2 separate regions of the Homo sapiens genome follow, and region 1 is linked to region 2. A link is an interaction called in ENCODE POLR2A ChIA-PET data of the cell type or tissue named here. Cell type or tissue: MCF 10A. All regions are shown on one strand. Links, peaks and the distances in the headings refer to the core of each region. The heading gives the core; the rest is flanking DNA. Region 1 has its middle 17 kb from the start of CXCL3. Region 2 has its middle 10 kb from the start of CXCL2.

What was found. ChIA-PET counts read pairs that join two places held together with the same protein. Peaks named below come from ENCODE experiments on the same cell type or tissue, not always from the same donor. Only the 100,000 strongest peaks of a DNase experiment are listed, where the experiment ranks them.
Region 1: POLR2A ChIA-PET joins it to region 2 with 11 read pairs; 6 of 35 experiments call an interaction of 5 or more read pairs at or near these places.

What each region holds. Positions count from the first base shown.
Region 1 is chr4:74,051,458-74,060,370 of GRCh38, forward strand. It overlaps the pseudogene PPBPP2. Among named protein-coding and RNA genes, the nearest start is that of CXCL3, 17 kb to the left of the region's middle. RefSeq lists cis regulatory regions at 5,096-6,039, 6,252-6,436. In MCF 10A, for the core only: no CTCF peak of the experiment used is centred there; a DNase peak (open chromatin) is centred at 5,524.
Region 2 is chr4:74,104,874-74,113,786 of GRCh38, forward strand. No RefSeq gene overlaps it. Among named protein-coding and RNA genes, the nearest start is that of CXCL2, 10 kb to the left of the region's middle. RefSeq lists an enhancer at 4,639-4,933 and a silencer at 6,219-6,513. In MCF 10A, for the core only: no CTCF peak of the experiment used is centred there; DNase peaks (open chromatin) are centred at 4,368, 4,858, 5,198 and 7,288.

The sequences.
Region 1 (8,913 bases), core at 667-8,666, 53 kb before region 2:
GAGTATTTCTTTCAGAGCTAGTCTAGTGGTAATGAAATCCTTCAGCATTTGTTTCTCTGTGAATGACTTTATCTCACCTTCATTTATAAAGGAAAATTTTGCTAGATGTAGTATTCTTGGGTGGAAGATTTTTTCCTCCAACATTTTGAGTATATCTTCCCATTCTCTTCTGATGTGGAAGTATTATGTTGAGAAATCCACTGTTAGTCTGATGGGGTTTTCTTTATAGGTAGCTGAACACTTTTCTCTTGCTGTTTCTAGAATTTGTTTTTAACTTTGACTTTAGACACCCATAGGGAAAACCTGTTTGCATTTTATCTGTCTGGGCACATTGAACCACCTGAATCTGAATGTCTAAATCTCTTGCTAGATTTGGAAATTTTCATCTATTTTTGCATTGAATAGATTTTCTAATCTTTTCTTTGTTTCTTCACCCTCAGGTATACTGATAATTTGTTTATTTTTTCATTTTATATTGTCTCAAATATCACAAAGCCTTTGCTCTTTCTTTATTATGTTTTCTTTATTTTTATCTAACTGAATTATTTCAAAAGGCCTGTCTTCAAATTTTAACATTTTTTCTTCTGCTTGAGCTAGCCTATTATTGACACTTTTAAACGTATTTTATATTTCCTTTAATGAATTCTTAAGTTCTAAGCTTTTTATTTGGTTTGTATTAAAAATATCTACCTTTTCAGTAAATTTATCATTTGCATTCTGATTTTTAAAAATTTATTTCTATTGTCTTTCAGAATTCTCGAAAATATCACTGAGTATCCTTAAAAAATCAATATTTTGAATTCCTTATTTGGAACTTTGAAAATTTCTTTTTGATCAAGATATATGCTAGAGAATTAATGTTTTCCTTTTGAGGTGTTATATTTTCTTGCTTTTTTATGTTTCCTGTATCCTTATATTGATTTCTGGGTATGTGGTATAAAAGGAAATTTTCCTATTTTGGAATTTTCTTTAGTAGGGGATAACTTTTTTCTGAAGATGTATTTATGGTGTTTGGTGGGTCAAGTACTTTGGCTTTGATTCTGGGTGCATGGAGTACCATAGTCTGTGTGATTACTTTGGCTGTAAACATCATTAGTTGTATCTGTAATGTCCCCTATACTACACTAGGTGTACAATAGGTTATACCATCTAGATTTATGTAAGTGCATACTACGGTGTTCGAACAATGACAAAATCACCTAATGAGGCATTTCTCAGAATGTAGTCCTATTATTAAGTACTGCATTTTTGAGCATCTGCATCCAACCCAATAGCTGTTGCGGAACTTGCAAGTGGTGGAGCCAGGTTAGCCCATTATTCTGACTGGAGAGGATGTGCTTTTAGCTGGGTCATAACTATCTCATAAAATTGTTTATTCCTGCATGCAAAACACTTTATATGCTTGGCATATTAAAAGTGATTAATAAATTTGAACTATTATCATGCTATATAAAGAATGATACAGATCATAACTTGTGAATTTTGTTGGCCATATTGTGAAATACCAAAGTGTGAAACAAAACGAGAAGGGAAGAAGTAAAGCTTTTATCCACAGCAATTATGTTCAAATTAATAATATATAACAACAAATAAATAGAAATTGTTATTCTTATGTTAATACTTTTGTAGTAACAAAATTAATTTTGTTAATGAAAATTTTGTAGGTATAAATTTTAGGGGTTAAGAAATGAATGGAAATTTTGTTGATTAAAAAAAGAATTAGTAGTCTAGTAAAGGTTAAGTTCTACATTGTACTTACTTACAAGGTCAATACTAATGCTAGAATTGTAACCATGTAGATGTTAACTAAATGCTAATATATACAAACATGTCAGGGTAAAACATTTAACCTCAAGAATTTTTTTTCCTTTCTTTCTTTCTTGTTTCAAAAAATATCACAGGTTTTTTAATGGGATACATTAATTCATTTCCATCATCTATTTTTTATTCTACCAGGGGTAAATATATACACTTTAAAGTAAAAAAGCAGAGTTCACAAGACTTACATTCTACAACTTTATTATTTTTAGGGTTTGAAGGCTAAAACAAACATCAGAAGAAACTTTCAGAAGATGTTTTAAGCAAGACATAATAGCACTAAGACACTAAAAGACCCTATTAAGTTCCTGAACATACTAACAAAAATTTATTGAGCAAGTATTTTGCGCTGGGCTCTGTGTGATTCCTAATATCATTAACCATTATTAAATCTGTTTATTATCATCAGCATGTCTAGTCTTACAGTAGAGTGGGGTTGGAAAAATCAACAAAGATGTGTTTCAATAGAAATTTTCAAATAAATAAAGGGAAAGTGCACTACAATGTTTAGCCAAGGATTGGGGGTAAAACATATATTATATATTGAAGCATGGCTTGCTTATTTTCACCTTCTTTCTGTTATCTTTTATCCAGCATTCTCAGAATAAAATGAGATTTTTGAAACAGAATAGAACTTAGATCAAAATTTTAATACAGTAAGAATAAGTATCCTGGATAAATAAGAATCTGAGAAAGTCAAGACTTCAAAATCCTCCCCTTCCAGTGAAAAGCGTTAGCAGAAAGTTAACAAATTAACCAGATGAATTCATCAACTTTCAACATTTTCTGTACAATTTTATTGATTCTGGGAGCATCTGGGTCCAGGCAGATTTTTTCTCCCATCTTACAGAGTGGCTCTGCAAGAGAGAATAGAATTATCTGTGGGTGTCCTGGCCTGAATATCAGAAAGGATCTGTGAGACTGGAGGAAATGAATGCAGATGGGGATGGAGGTAGAGGGCTTCCCTGATGAGGCGATAGCACAGAAGCAGTGGCTTACATTACTTCGTCTTTGCTGCAATGGGGTCCTGCTGAGACCAACTCCAAATTGTGGATGTTTCTGGGATGAAGTACAAAGGTTGACTTCACATACACGCAGCGCAGTTCAGTGTACAAGTCACTGTCTACACTTACAGCTGGGGTAAAAAGTGATCTATTAGTGGTCGTGAATATTTTTCTCAGTTCTCTCAATTGTAAATTGAAGGTAATTGTACCTCTCTCATAAAGCCATTGTGAATATGATCTGTAAAGCTTTAGTAAAGTGCCCAGCAGAATGCCCAGCAAATGTGAAGTGCCCCCTCTCTGTGACCCCTCCACTTGGATTTGTTGTTATAATGGCACTCTCCAGCCCCAGGAGCACCAAGCCAGTCTTTCTCCCAGATACAGGTATAGCAGAAGCAGCAACAGGTGCAAGGAACAGATCTCTACATTTCCTTTTCCCTATGTTTCTCTTAGTTTGTCCATTGGTGGAGGAACCCAGAACAGTCAACAGCAGCACCTGCAGGGCACAAAGTGATCTGGCACAGCTGCAGGGTGGCATTGAGTCTGAGGCTTATGGTGCAGAAGCCGAAGTTAAAGATGTTTCTAGAGCCTGAAGACTTCCTCTTGAGGGTGAGTTGCTGCCTACAAGTCTGCAGTTAAGTGGCTTTTCATACCCCTTGATGTCATTTATATGCTCTCCCTTGAAGTCAGTAAGGAGAAAGAGGTAGGGAAGGGGGAAGTGAGGGTATGTGGTGATACACACACACAAGCTTGTCAAGCTGTGCCCAACACAGGTCAAAATTCCTACTAAGTTGCATGTTATGCATCACTTCACATTCCCACTCTCCCTTTCTCAATACCTATCTCCCTTACACATGTGTAAGGACTCTACTTAGGAAGGTAAGAACTAGACTGAAACACTACATATATTTTCTTTGTATGAGCCTGTAACAATATGTGCTGTCTTTCCTACAACACAGTTTATAGGCTTTGTTTATAGGCTCCTATAGACACTTTAGGGGCACCTGAAACCACAAATATATGGCCCTGCGCCAAAGACAGCAGATGTTCTTTGGGACCGTATGGATAAAATAAGAGCCAATTATCATCAGAGGCTTACTTTGGATTTTAGCTTACTGAATTCTTTCTGCCTTAGAAATAAATTTTATAATTTTATCAAGAAACTACAAACAAAACTCATTCTCTCTTTTGTTTTTTTTTTTTTTTTTAGTTTTCAAGCCAATTTTTCTTATTGTTGAACAATTATTCACTATGCCTACTGAAGTTATTTGGAACTGTTTTTAAGTGTGATAACCTACAGGTCACATTTTACAGTTTACATTATAAGTAAGCAGACTTCCAAATTAACCCACCTTGGAAAGGTTTGGTGACTTGATGTTGACATTCTATCTCTGAGTAAAGCATTTTATTATGAGTTCCTCAGATTGTTGACGTACTGATTAATGTAGAACCTGATGACACTGAATAGGACCATGATTTATTTCTAAGTTACACTGAAACAAGAAGTTTTCTGATTGTTTTGCACGTAGACATTTAGCCTGTATGTAGTAATCTAATGATTGTAACTCCTTTATTTTATCCTCCGATGAAAAAGAGGACAACTCTGGTATGAGGAGCCTTCCTCTCTTCTTCTAAACTTTCCCATAAAGCCCTTTTAGCTTATGAAAGACTCTAGAACACCCCCAACTTTGTTGATGTGTCTTTCCAGGTCTGTCTTCCCATTTGGCTTTCAATAAACTTTTCTAAAATTATTTATGCCTCCACAGAAATAATTTCAGTAGATAAATGTATTTCTTATTTTTTCCACCCTACTTAATTTTTTCTTATAAATTAGAGTTTAGCAGTAGAAAATATTGAACTAAAATAATTTTTCTTCCCATCTCAACACAGAACTGTCTAGTCTTAAGCAAGCTTAAAAGAAGGGCACAAGCTGAGAGTTTGGCTTCTTCTGAGAGCTGAGATATGGAGTCAATAGCAAAGAGAAGCTCAGCAGGACACAGAATGAGGAGAACAGGCTTCTTTCTAGCTCCTCCTGCAGGATGACTTTACAACCTTTTCTTGTTATTGAGATTGAGATATTGTGAATTCTCAAGTCAGATACATTTTCATTCAATCATAAAATCAAAGCTATCTCCAGAGCAAGATATAAAGGTCTTTAGCACTATTCATAGTATCTTTCATTTTCTGTTCAACCCCTTAAACACATTGTTGAGAATATTTATTAGCTTCACTGGACACTTTTTTTCTTTCCATACTAACCCTATGCAGATTTCTTTCCTCGTTCATTAGTAAGATTTCCAAAAAGTTCCTAATCCTTTTGAGGAAACTACAGGAAAAGTCTCCTGAAGTAATGATGTTTTTGAGTGAGTTGACAGTAGGAAAGAGGTAGGCATGGATCACAGTATCTTTGAGTAATTGCCTTAATCAGCAAATGTGGCTTGTCACAAAAGACACATCATCAGCAAGGGTCATGAGGAAGTAGTAACAAATTTCATGAGTCATCAAAATTGTATAAGCCTATTAGTCAGCTTTTAATATAAAACAACTTTTTGCTAATTTTCATTAACTCAAAAAATATTGATTAAGCATCAATTATGTGCCAGGCTTTATGAAGTTCGCTTCTTTGCATGACTTAGTCATTTTAACTATTTCTTTTTTAAAAGCGAGGCCTAAAAACTTTGTGCAAAGTAATGGGCTATGAGTCATACTCTACTATTACGACAATGATGACAACTGCTACTGTTAACTGCTATTACTATCATTTGCATCATTCCCTTCAATTTCCAAGATCAGAAACACTATACACACAGTGATAAACTGTACAAAAATGGTTAAAAGATATTTTTTAAATGAGTAATTCAGTTGAAAGCAATTAGCTTATACAAAATTATGATTTAAATAAATGCTAGAAGTAGAAAAAAAGTCAGGTTTTTTGGTTTTAAAATAACTTCACAGCCTTTTTATAAATCTTGCATTGTCACTGTGGCTTTGTGTATGTGTGTATATTGCAGGAGGTAAGTTATTTTATCTCTTTTCGCTTTAAGTCATATAAATGCAGAGTCATTCAGGAAACAAGCAAGTTATCTAAGACCTAAAGCACATCTTATGTTAGCTATTTTAAAACAAAATTATCTAGAGACACTGCAGGACCACTATTCATAAAATTCAGACATAGACTAGCTCTTTTCTGCCTCACACAGCACATTCTTAACACACTTTTCCCAAATCCTTTCAAGTATGAAGGAAATAGACTGCCACCTGCAAATGCAAATTAATCACAAAAACAATTGCTTCAGAAAATGCTTAGGGATAGTACAATTTTCTATAAGTTTGTTAAAGTATCTTAATCAATAAATTAAAATATTAACCAGCAAAAGATTTTCTATAAGTGCTGAAACCAAACGTGCTTTCTGTGTAACTGTTAGTTGATAAGAATTGTTCAGATGTCAATTACTCTGGCACTCAAGTTAATTGAGGTTTTACTGTCTACTGCCCACAGGTGAAGCATGGGCTGAAAGTGGGAGGAGAGTGGGGAGGGTGAAGGAGTTGAGGGGGAAGTATCTTTCTGGGTACTATTACATACAAGTACTTCAAAGTTTTGCAGGCTTCAGAATTTATACTTTAAATTATGTTGATAAATGCCATTTATTGAATCTCAAATGTATGAAAGGTACACAGTTTCTCTACATACTCATTCATTTGAGGAAATTCTAGCATAATGTTGTTCTAGAGCCTGCAAACACATTCAATTGTTACCAAGTACCATTAATCCTCTTTTATTTGTAATAAGTCAACCTTACTTTCTGTGGCTTAAAATAAATATATTATTTCTGATATATCTGCATGTTAATGTGAGGTTCTTCGGTTAAGCTCACTTCAGTGAGCGCAGTCGGAAGCAACTGAAATGGTTAAAAATAAAAAATGGCCTCATTCACATGGGAGGTGGTTGGTGTTGGCTGTTGGCTGAGATTTCCCCTGGGGTACTTGGGTCCTTCTCCGCCTCTTTTTTAAGTACAATTATTTTACTTCCATGAATAAACAGAAATAAGGCATGGTGGGAAGGAAGGAGAAAAGATAAGAGAAGGAGAGAGAAAAGAAGGAAAAGGAAAGCAGTAACAAATTAGAAAGAAAAAAAAGACAACATAAGCCCCTCCAACTCCCTCCTCCTCTCTTCCTTCTCTCCTCTCTTCTGTCTTCTAGCCCTTCTCACTTCTCCTCCCCTTTTTTGATCCCTTTCCCTTACTGAAAAATCTTTAGTTTCTGTGTGAAAATGGAGTATATTTTCTGCAAAAAGATCTTAACTTAGACCTAAAGCTCTTATCTTTGTAATTTCTAGATGATAAGGATTCTGCACAGGGTCAGATATATAACAAGATTATTAATTAATATCAATAAATATTTGATTGATGAATGTTTATATGAAGGAAAATACATCATACATTTTGGTAGTACCTATGTAACTGACAGAAAACATATACAAAGTATACATTTAACAGTGCTTTGTTGTAAAGACTCATAGCTTATACTAACTTTTGCAAATCCATACTAATATAAATATATATAACATTAATCCAACTGCAGTTTGAGTGTATGTATATACATACTAATAGGGTTAGTCTTTCTTTCCTTTTCTTACTTTTCCTAAGATGAGATATTTTATATGAAACTTATTTTTAGTAATGTTCTTTCTATCATCTCTAATAAGAAAAGTATAGACTCTTAGAGCCAGATATTTCTAGGAAGTTAAACAGATATTTTCATTTGATTCAACAAAAAGTTATTTGACACTCCACAATCTAAATACTATATAGGTCTACTTACATTTTAATTTCACAGTTTATACACTTTGATTAATTCTAAATACAATCTCTTTACATCTGGAAACTTTTCTGAGTTTTTCCAGTGCCTAGAAGGAAAAGATAAGAGCCATAGCTGGCTTACCAAATGTGCCAAACACAATGACAGCCATCAGGAGGAGTGCTGGTGAGTTCTGAATACCCATGTCTGTACTTGATCTTGATCCTGGTCTAAATGGTGGAATCAATACTGCAGCCCACCTGCATGTGCTCTCTACAACCCTGAGAATGGTTTATTGCTCTCCTCCTACTCTCTCCCCACTAAAGAACAAAAGTTACAGTTTATCAAGTAGCTTGCTTGTCACTTATAAGCCAATAAAGACACTGAGTTTGTTTTTCAATCATTGTTTTAATTGGGGTTTTAGGGACATGATGAGATGAGTTTGTTGAATAGAGAAACGAGTCTATTACGTCCTGGGGGTGAAACTGCATAATTGAGAAGGAGTCAATGCCAGTTGTGGTTAATGGTGACTTACAAAATGGAGTCTTGAGAATATCTATGCAACTTTACCAATGACATGTTTGTACAAAGCAGGGAATTAAGACACACTTCCTCAGAGAGTACTTGCTTTTGTATTTTGTACCTATTTGCATAATCCCATTTAAACTATTAATAGAATTTGTCAAACTAAAAGTATATGTACAGCTTAGATATGCTGCAGAGAATTCAAGTTCAGACTATGACTTTTTTCCTGTCAAAAACTGCAAACTACCATTTACTTGTTGTTTCAAGACAGCTGTTTCCATGGGCTTGAAGTTTAATTAATTAAGAGTGACCTATGAGCTGTGATTTTGTTTCTTAAGCAGTTTCATAAGTGACCTTACTTATCCCATAGTGACCACATTTTAATTTTTGCATTAAAAAAATCAAACAACAAAACATTTTAATTGGTTTTCTAGGGCTACCATAACAAAGTATCATAGACTAGATGGTTTAAACAACAGAATTTTTTTTTATCTTAAGGTTCTGGAGCTTGGAAGTCCAAAATCAAGGTTTGACAGGTTGTTTCTTTCTGAGGACTATGAGAGAAGAAGTTGTTCCAGGTATGTCTACCTGCTTAGTAGATGGTCATCTTTATGTTTACATGGTGTTTTCCTTGTATGCATATCTGTCTCCAAATTTTCTCTTTTGATAAAGTTACAGGCCATATTGAATTAGGGGCTCACCATAATAACCTCATTTAACTGGATTACCTCTTTAAGGATCCTGTGTCCAAACAAGATCACATTCTGGAGTA
Region 2 (8,913 bases), core at 408-8,407:
GATACTCAAAATATGCCCATTTTTCACATTATGAAACCAAGGTATCTGCCATACTAACAAAATTGGAACTCAAAATATGGGTGAAAGAGAAACTTTGAATGTTTATACGTATGTGAGTGACATGGTTGTATTTGTATTTTAGCAAAATAACTTTTGTGGCATTGAAGGTAAAATGCAGGGGAAATATTTAGGTTACCTGGGATCATTTTGATATTTTCCAAAATTGTTTCTAAGATTTATTATTGTGGGTCCACAATACCCCTTAGTTTTGGATTAATTTGACCCACAGAAGGTATTGAGGCAATACCTTTCTGAAAACTCCATATTTGAGCCTGAAGCATGCTTTGACTTTTTCAAGACCAATATGAATTTTATATGCTAACAATGTAACCACATTCTTTGTTTCTATTATAGAATTTTATTGAATTTAATACATATATTATTAATTTATAATACATAAATTATTTGTTGGATACAAATTGAAAGTCTTTGGACTACAGAGGAGTTTCTGTAATAATATATTTATCTGGGATGTAATCCTTTTCTGTTACATCTTTACTGTCATTTTTTTCTCTACTTTGCGTGCATATCCATGATAAAAATAGGTAGAAAATACAGTTTTGTGAGATAAAACATTGTTAGCTCTCTTGTATACCTGCAACAATTACACTTGGAACAAAACAATAACGGTGGCTATATTTTAAATTTTAAGGTCCCAACAGTCCCGTATAAAAGTCTAATCTCTACGGTCCTTAAACTCATTTCCTTTAAATCAGATTAAATTTGACTATATGCCTTCATTCCACCAAGGAGAAAACTATTCAATCTCAGTCATTATTGTAGCTCCCAGACCACACTGAAAGTACAAAAGGTCCCAAGGGATTTATCCAAGCAAAATATTCAGGGCTGTCCATCTGTACTTTGACTTATACTTGTTTTCCATAAAAGGACAAACATTGATATGGTCATTTTAAGTGCAGCACTGTCCAGCTCTTATCCATTCTGTAGCACAGAAATCTTTGCTAAGGTTGGTAATAACAGTGCTTGGTAATCTCTTAAGTACAAAGTACAGTCTTTCTTCCAGAGTCCTGCCACCTCCCTGGAAGGAGAGAGCAGCAAGGAGAAACAAAACCGTTAATTTTGGCAGTGTGTGAAACACTGTGATGGCCCCTTTTCCCTTCCCACTCCTCCCTCCCTGTGGCACACAGCCAGGAAGCAGATGAAGGATAGTTCGTGAGTTCAAAAAGAAGGGGAGATTTGAGAGTGGTAAGAAAAATAAAATAATGAATGATTCTCAAGAGAGGGAAAAGAGAGGCACATCCAAGGGATTTGAGGTTACTTAGCTAACTTTGAAAGTTTTGCCAACTGGTAGTCCAAGATTCAGGAATGAGGATTTTGAAATGAGAAATAAAGTTAAAGTAGCTGAAAAGGTGGAATGGAGACTAGGAGCTACTTCTGTGCTCCAGTGCCCTTCTGGTTCTATATTTTCTTCTTGCCTTATTCAGATGTTTGCCAAACTAACATTCAGGCCATGTAGGACATTGACTACACTGTCTCTCCTCTTCCTCAGTGCAGTTCTAAGGCTACACATATACTCAACCACTGGACTTATTTATTAAACAGCAACCATATTTCCAGGATTGAGGGAGCCACTGAGATCCAGAAATCAAAGTGTCTATTCCTTCCCTCACAAGAGCCACACTCTGGTTGAGCAGACAGGGATGTCAACAGGTGGTAATAACCCAGTGTTTATGCTAGGCATTGTGTATGATTACATATGTAAGGAACTGGGGATAAAAAGAAGGGCAAAATACTGAATTTGTCCTTAAAGTGCTTAAATTCTAAAATGTAGAATAAACAATTTTTTTAAAAAAATGTATTATGTTATGGTCAGTTCCATATGGGGTCCATTACTGCTCTTAGACTCAGGAAAGAAGGTCCCCCTGTCCTGAGCCTAAGCTTCAGAAGATCTCACTAGCACAACCTTGCAAAAAAACCACAAATGTATTAGAGAACCCCGGGGGGCACTTCTGCCACCTGAGGAACCAGAGCCTAGAGTGGGCGCCAAATGACCCTTAACCTCCTAAACTTCCTTAACACTAGATACTTACTTTCTTGATTAACGAAGTTCAAGCCCAAGGCTGAGATCCCAGAGGGACACAGTGGGGAGCCTAAAGAATAATGATCATGGTGGTTGAGCTCCCTTCTGTTCTCTTTGGCTCTGGAATGACTATGAGGAGCTCAAAGCATATTTACAAACCAAAATTTTCACAGGGAACTTGGCCGAAGAAGCTTGGAAAAAGTCAAGAGGACCATGTATCCTTACTGCCGACTATTTCCACATTTTCCACATCTTTTTCTGAGATCAGTTAATAAGCATAACCCTAAGGAATCAGTCCACCAGATGCTTTTTAATTTATTCTGAAAGCTCAGTGTCTAGGTAACTTACCACAGCTGACATATTACAATGTGTGAATATAGCATCAAATGTATGCTTTGTTTCTGCATCCAAGTAGTGCTTTAGGAATCTTATTGTCACTGCATTAGAAGAGTAAAATGTCTCCAAATTTAAATTAATTATAAATAAATGTAAGAAATGATTGAAGCATCATCTAAAATGGCACTATTGTCTATAGAACAAAAATTATGTGACCATTTCAATTATAAAAATGTAATTACTAATTTTGCTGAAGTGAAGAAAAATAAATTTTATATAATAAATATAGAATAATAGAATAAATCTTAAATTATGCATGATTTTATTTTGTATGCATCCAGACATTGCCTACACAATAACAGAATACCCAGATATGGAATTACAAATTCACTTTTCTCTGATATTTTGCTGATTCTCATCATACAAATTCCATAACTTTATATATTTTTAAAATGTTATTAATATATGGTCATGTGTCACATGAAGATCAGAACGCATTCTGCAAAATCTGGCATTAGGCTGTTTCCTCCTTGTGTGAACATCTTAGAGTCCACTTATGCAAACCCAGATGGTGTAGCCTACTCCACACCTATGCTATATGCTCTATTCTATTCTCCCAGGCTACAAGGCTGTACATCATGTTGCTGTACTGAATACTTAGGCAATTGTAACACAACAGTATTTGTGTATCTAAACACACAAAGGATACAGTAAATATATATATTAATAGTACTGTAATCCTATGTCCTCACCATTGTGTATTCCAACTGTAGTTGTCCAAAATGTCATTATGTAGTGCATGACTGTATATCTGTGAAGACAGGAAGATCCTCAGACTCATTTTATTTAACATTTTGTTAGCTAGTTAAGAAAACCGTAAATATTTAGACAGAGAATCATGGGCTTCTCTGAACTCTCTCTCAAGACCCCACAATTGTTAGATATGGCCTCATGAAGCATTGAAGAGTGCATATGGAGGAAAATTATGAAAAATTATCCTAGAACAGATGACTGAAAAGATGAATTTTGGAAAAAATCTAGGTTATTATAACATATTTTAATTTGTACTAATTTTGACACCCCCTCAGAGGAATTTTTATGTTTTTGAAACAAGAATTATTTCTGTTTTTATCTACACACAGAGTTCATTTTATAAGTGCTTGGAACCCAACAGAGCTTAATGAATTGAATAGGATGTTCTTGGGAAAGAGAGTATAGATAATACGCTTCAATAGTTAAGACATCAGGTGAGAAAGCCATTAATTTTAGTTAAAATTACCATTTTAATTAGTCATTTTATGATAACATAGACAATGGAAGATGATTAAGAAAAATGAAGAATCAGCATTTCTTGATTCTTCAATAGACACTTGAAAAACTACAACACAAGGAAAACCCACTGTTTGATGGTCTAAGATCCTATCCCACTATGCTGACATTTGTCAAAACACTTAAATTGTTTGGTTTAAAGAAACTCCTTTTTATCCCTGCTACTAATACAAAGAATATACTTGTGTTTGTTCATTGAAGAGTTTCTAAGTATTAGAATTTCAGCAACAGGAAATTCATTTCTCAACTTGTATTCTTCACACAAAAGGCATCAAATTGCTCATGAGTTAATAGGTTGACAGCTATTGTCATTTCCTGGTGGGAAACTTTCATAGTTAGAGGAAAAGAAGGCTGAACACCAGATGCTGTTCATCATGTATTTTGGGATATGTTCTTGAAGGTCTGAGATTTACACTGAATTTATAAAGCAATGCCATTGAGTCAAGTAGAGAAGAATCTAGATTATAGAACAAGGCTGTGAAGTCAGATGGTTGTGCCAACAGTGTCTGCTGTGCAGAACCTTTAGCTCCCACTTCTCTCTCACATGCACTGAGTCAGAAAATGCTATTTTGTAGGCTGTAGCTACTTGTCAGGTTTATGACTCAACAAACTGAAATATTAGCCAAATGAAATATTGTTGTGCAATTCAGGGTGCTCACTCATAGCACATACAGTGTTGAATATAATCATCTATAGCTTCAAATGTGCTGGTCATGAGTCCACTAAGAAATGCAGAAAAGAAGCAAGAGGAGAAACAGTCTGACCTTAGCTGCAAAGGGCACCAGGATGCCAGCATGCTAGAGTCATGCTGGTTTCCCCCTTCATGGAAGTGACAGGCCCATGACAAATTTACGCAAATATGACATGGAAAATAATTTCTTGAAGAAAACTTCTTTTGCCATATGTTTCCTGGTTTTCTTCTGGTTTGGCCTGTGAATGGTATCAGTTTATTTTCGAGTCTAGTATCCAATATTCCTGGAAGCTAGGGCTGAGGAATGTTCATTTCACAGGATGGCCAAGGTCTGATATGCAAGGCTGGGATTGAGTGAGGCCCCAGGGCAGGCTGAGAACAGGAAGCGGTTTCACTGACATTCCATTCCTTTCTCTCCCTGACCACTCCCATCTCAGAGTGGCCAAGGATCACTGAAGAAATAGTAATTGTCATCTAAACCTCATAACAGGGGTGTCTGGCACTTGAGAGTTGACCCACTTCAATTTATTCAAGCTCCCACTCAAAAAAACTCTCCTTGACTTACAGGATATGAATACCAATTCCCTAAAGCAAAGCATAGTGAGAATTTCAGTAAAAGAAAAGAAACGAAAACCCCAGAAAAAGTATTCAGTAATTGAAGAGTCACCATCCCGAGGGTCCTATAGGAGCTCACCCTTGGTCGGTGAGAACTACTCAGTCAGCCTCACTTACCTCATTGCTCTGGCCAGCTCATACAGGCTTACAAGAGCAGGTTATTAAATGGTCAGGAATTTTGATAGCCAGTTATTCATTGTTGGAAGCATAAATTTGACCACAGTGGGAGTGTTTATGGAAATCAGCAAATGCTACAAATCTGATTTTTTTTTAAATTTGAAAGCTGTTTTACCAACACACCGCGGCTTATAGCTCTGCATAAACATAATCTGTATCAACTTTATCCTCTTTTTCCTCCCCTTACTATAGCCTCTGTCCTCTGCCCTCATTATCCTCTGCTGGGATCTCTTGAATATTTTTTCCCCTTTAGCTGGTTTTCTCTTTCACTCATTGATTTGTCCTGGGTTTCATCATCTAGGCAACTCTCACGCACAGAAAATTCTTGGGAGTTGTTCTCACTAGACTGATAGCAATACCACTTTTATTTATTATTATTATTATTATTATTATTTTGAAACAAGCAAAGGCTCTAGGAATGAAATACTAGAAGATGAAGGATTTTTTTCTTCTGGATCATAAATCTGGGCATCCCATGCCTACATGTTCTGGGACTCATGAGGCATTCTATTGATCCCCAAATTGCTATTAATAGATACCAAGTGAAAATTTGGTATCTCTTCCCATCAGCCCTAATCTCAGAATGCATTATCTTTTCTAAGCAACAACTGAAGCCTGTGTGCACTAGCAGTTAAATGTGTATCTGCAGGAGGTTTAAATATTCCTAAGTGAATGTGGGAAGTGGTAGTGTATTTTGGAATTCAAGGGATCTTAGAAATAATGTAGTCTAATTTGCTCATTAGTCTGGTGAGTAAACAGAGTTTCAGACAGATTAGCAGTTAGTGGTAGAATCAGTACTAGAATTCAGATCCCTGGCTTCCTCTTCTGGGCATTTTCAAATCTGCAACAATGTCTATCTTAATTAACATTATAATTAGGACCAAGATAATCTTCATTCAACTCAACAAATATTTTTTGACTACCAGATATATTTCTATGTGCACTTATTTTATACTAGGTACTGTTCCAGGAGTTGAGACTACCAAGAAGTTCTCTACTTTTTAGAGCATTCTTTTGAGAACTAACATTATTTGTATTAGTATGACTTAACTCTTTGTTCCAGGAAATTCTTACATAGAAAATAAAACTAAGCTCATGGAGAACTTTGCCATTTGCTTGAGGAAATTCTTCTAAGTCAGTTTATTCAGGACATCAGTTTGCACATCTGAGCCAGCAGATCACTCCTCAGACAAGTTCGCTTTTTCTAGCAAGACCCTCACCTGTTTTGTCCACTAACTCTATTATGTCAACAACTGTGCCCAATTCCAGTCCATTCCCTACCTTGTCAGATCAGTTTTAAACATTTTGAGTCCAATTCTCTGAACATCCTCCTTCTGAGACACTAAAATGCTGTCAGAGCATTGTTCCTCCTGTTGAGTAATTCTAATAAATTTAACGTTTCCTGATTGAAGGGGTTTTTTGTTGTTGTTGTTGGTAGTATTTCTGATGAATTGGCAGTTGATATGTTCTATTGGAGACTAGAACATAAGAATGGGGAAGGTGATACTTATAATAATCTATCTGGGTATAGTTAGGATCTTCACATGCCACACTATGTAGTGACATAATTTGACCTGGAAATAGCTGGTCACATTGGCTATATTGATAGCAACAGGAGATAGACAAATTCTTAGGCAGACAGGGATGCGTCCCTGGTAAAACCTGATCTCCAAGCCAAAGACAGCCTGAAGACTGAAAACTGAGCTGCCAGTTCGGGGTAGAGCCCATGACCAGAGTGAGAATTTCCTCGATGCCTTTTAGCCAATATAATGATGCTTTTTCCAGGCCCACCCATGGACCAATCAGCATACACTCCCCCATTCTGAACCCATAAAAACCCCAAACTCAGCCTTACAGACAGCCACCTGCTTTTGGGCCTCCTCTCACACAGAGGACCATCCACTTCAAGTCCCCTCTTGTGTTGAGAGCTTTTCTGCCACTCAGGAAAATTCTTCTCTGCTTTGCTCACTCTCCGGTGTCTGTGTACGTCATTCTTCTTGGTCACAGGACAAGAACCCGGAACATGCCAAAAGGGTGTAACACATACTCCTGCTCACTGAGTTACAGGAGTGAAAAAAACCACTGGGTGCCGCATGCCCCTATTTAGCAGGTACAAATGAGCTGTAACACAACACACCCCCATCCTCCAAGCTGCAGGCAGCAGGGAGAGCTGTAACATGCCTCCATCCTCCGAGCTGCAGGCTCAAAGAAGTGAAGCAGTTAGGCACTATTCCCTCCTGGCCAGCTTGCTGAACTACAAAAGCTGCAACATTTCTTGGGAGCTTAGACCTCAGGATTCCCCAGGCGAGAGCTGTAACATCACCTGGGGCTCCACAGTTGCTGGCATCTCTGAGTTTTCAGGTGCCACTGCATTCCCCTCATCTAGACTCCGGCTCCCAATGCAAAAGCTGCCTGTGGCATGCCAAGTTTAGCCACAGGCAAAACACAGAGTCCCTGTTCAGATGTGGGATCCAAGCAGGTAGCACAAGCTGAGTACAGCCCATCAGGCTGAGTGGGAAGAGTGAGCCCAGCAGGCCTTGGCAAGACTACAGGCAGAGGTCACAGCAGCCACAGAGATTTCCAGCTGGTGAAGCAGCACTGAAGGAGTCCTGTAACAGTATGTTAGTCTACAAACTTGGTAAATTCTCATTCTCTGTTTTCTGTGACATTTTGATTTTAAAAATTTTATTCTCCAATACATCGCAAGGACTGGATATCTTGCCCTCTATTTTGAAAGTATGGTGTCCAAATTCATAGGAGAAGGCAAGGGTAGGTGACTCAGAAGGCACACACACCAAAAAGAGTCATTGGAGGAACAACCCAGGAAGCCATAGAAGAATGTTATCCCAAACTAGATGGAAAAGTTTTGTTTTTATGTAATTTAGAAAAACATTCTTATTATTTATTTGCTTAAAGTTTGTCACCATTTTTTCAAATTTTTTTTATAGAATGCCATCCTATTTAAACTACTATCCACAACATGAAATATAGTTACCACAAACATAAAAATAGCCAAGTGGTGGAATGGGGAGGAGGGACCCTGAACTGTTGACCAGGAGGTGGCCTCTGGTAAGCCTCACCATACCTTGATGAAAGAGCCCTCAAAACTCTCCATCTCCTTTGACTTTAATTCTGTACAATCTTCTAATTTAGATACTGATATAGTTTGGATGTTTGTCCACTCCAAATCTCATGTGGAAATGTGATTCCCAATGTTGGAGGTGGGGTCTGGTGGGAGGGGAATGGATCTTGGGGACAGATTCCTTATGAATCGCTTAGCACCATTCCCCTTGGTGATAAGTGAGTTCTTGCTCAGTTAGCTCATGTGAGATCTGGTTGTAGAGTCTGGGACCTTCCCTCTTCTCTCTTTTGATCTCTCTCTCACCATGTGACAATCACTGCTCTCCCTTTTTCTTTTGCCGTGATTGTAAGTTTCCTGAGGCCCTCACCAGAAGCAGTTGCTGAAGTCATGCTTGCATAGCCTGCAGAACCATGAGCCAATTAAACCTCTTTCCTTTATAAGTTACCCAGTCATGGTTATTCCTTTATAGTGCTTTATAGTCCTTTATAGTGACTCATAAATGGCCCAATACAGGTACTTAGCCTTTTGGTTAAAAGATACCAACACATAGGTGACTAGATTGCAGATCATTGGCATTTTGAA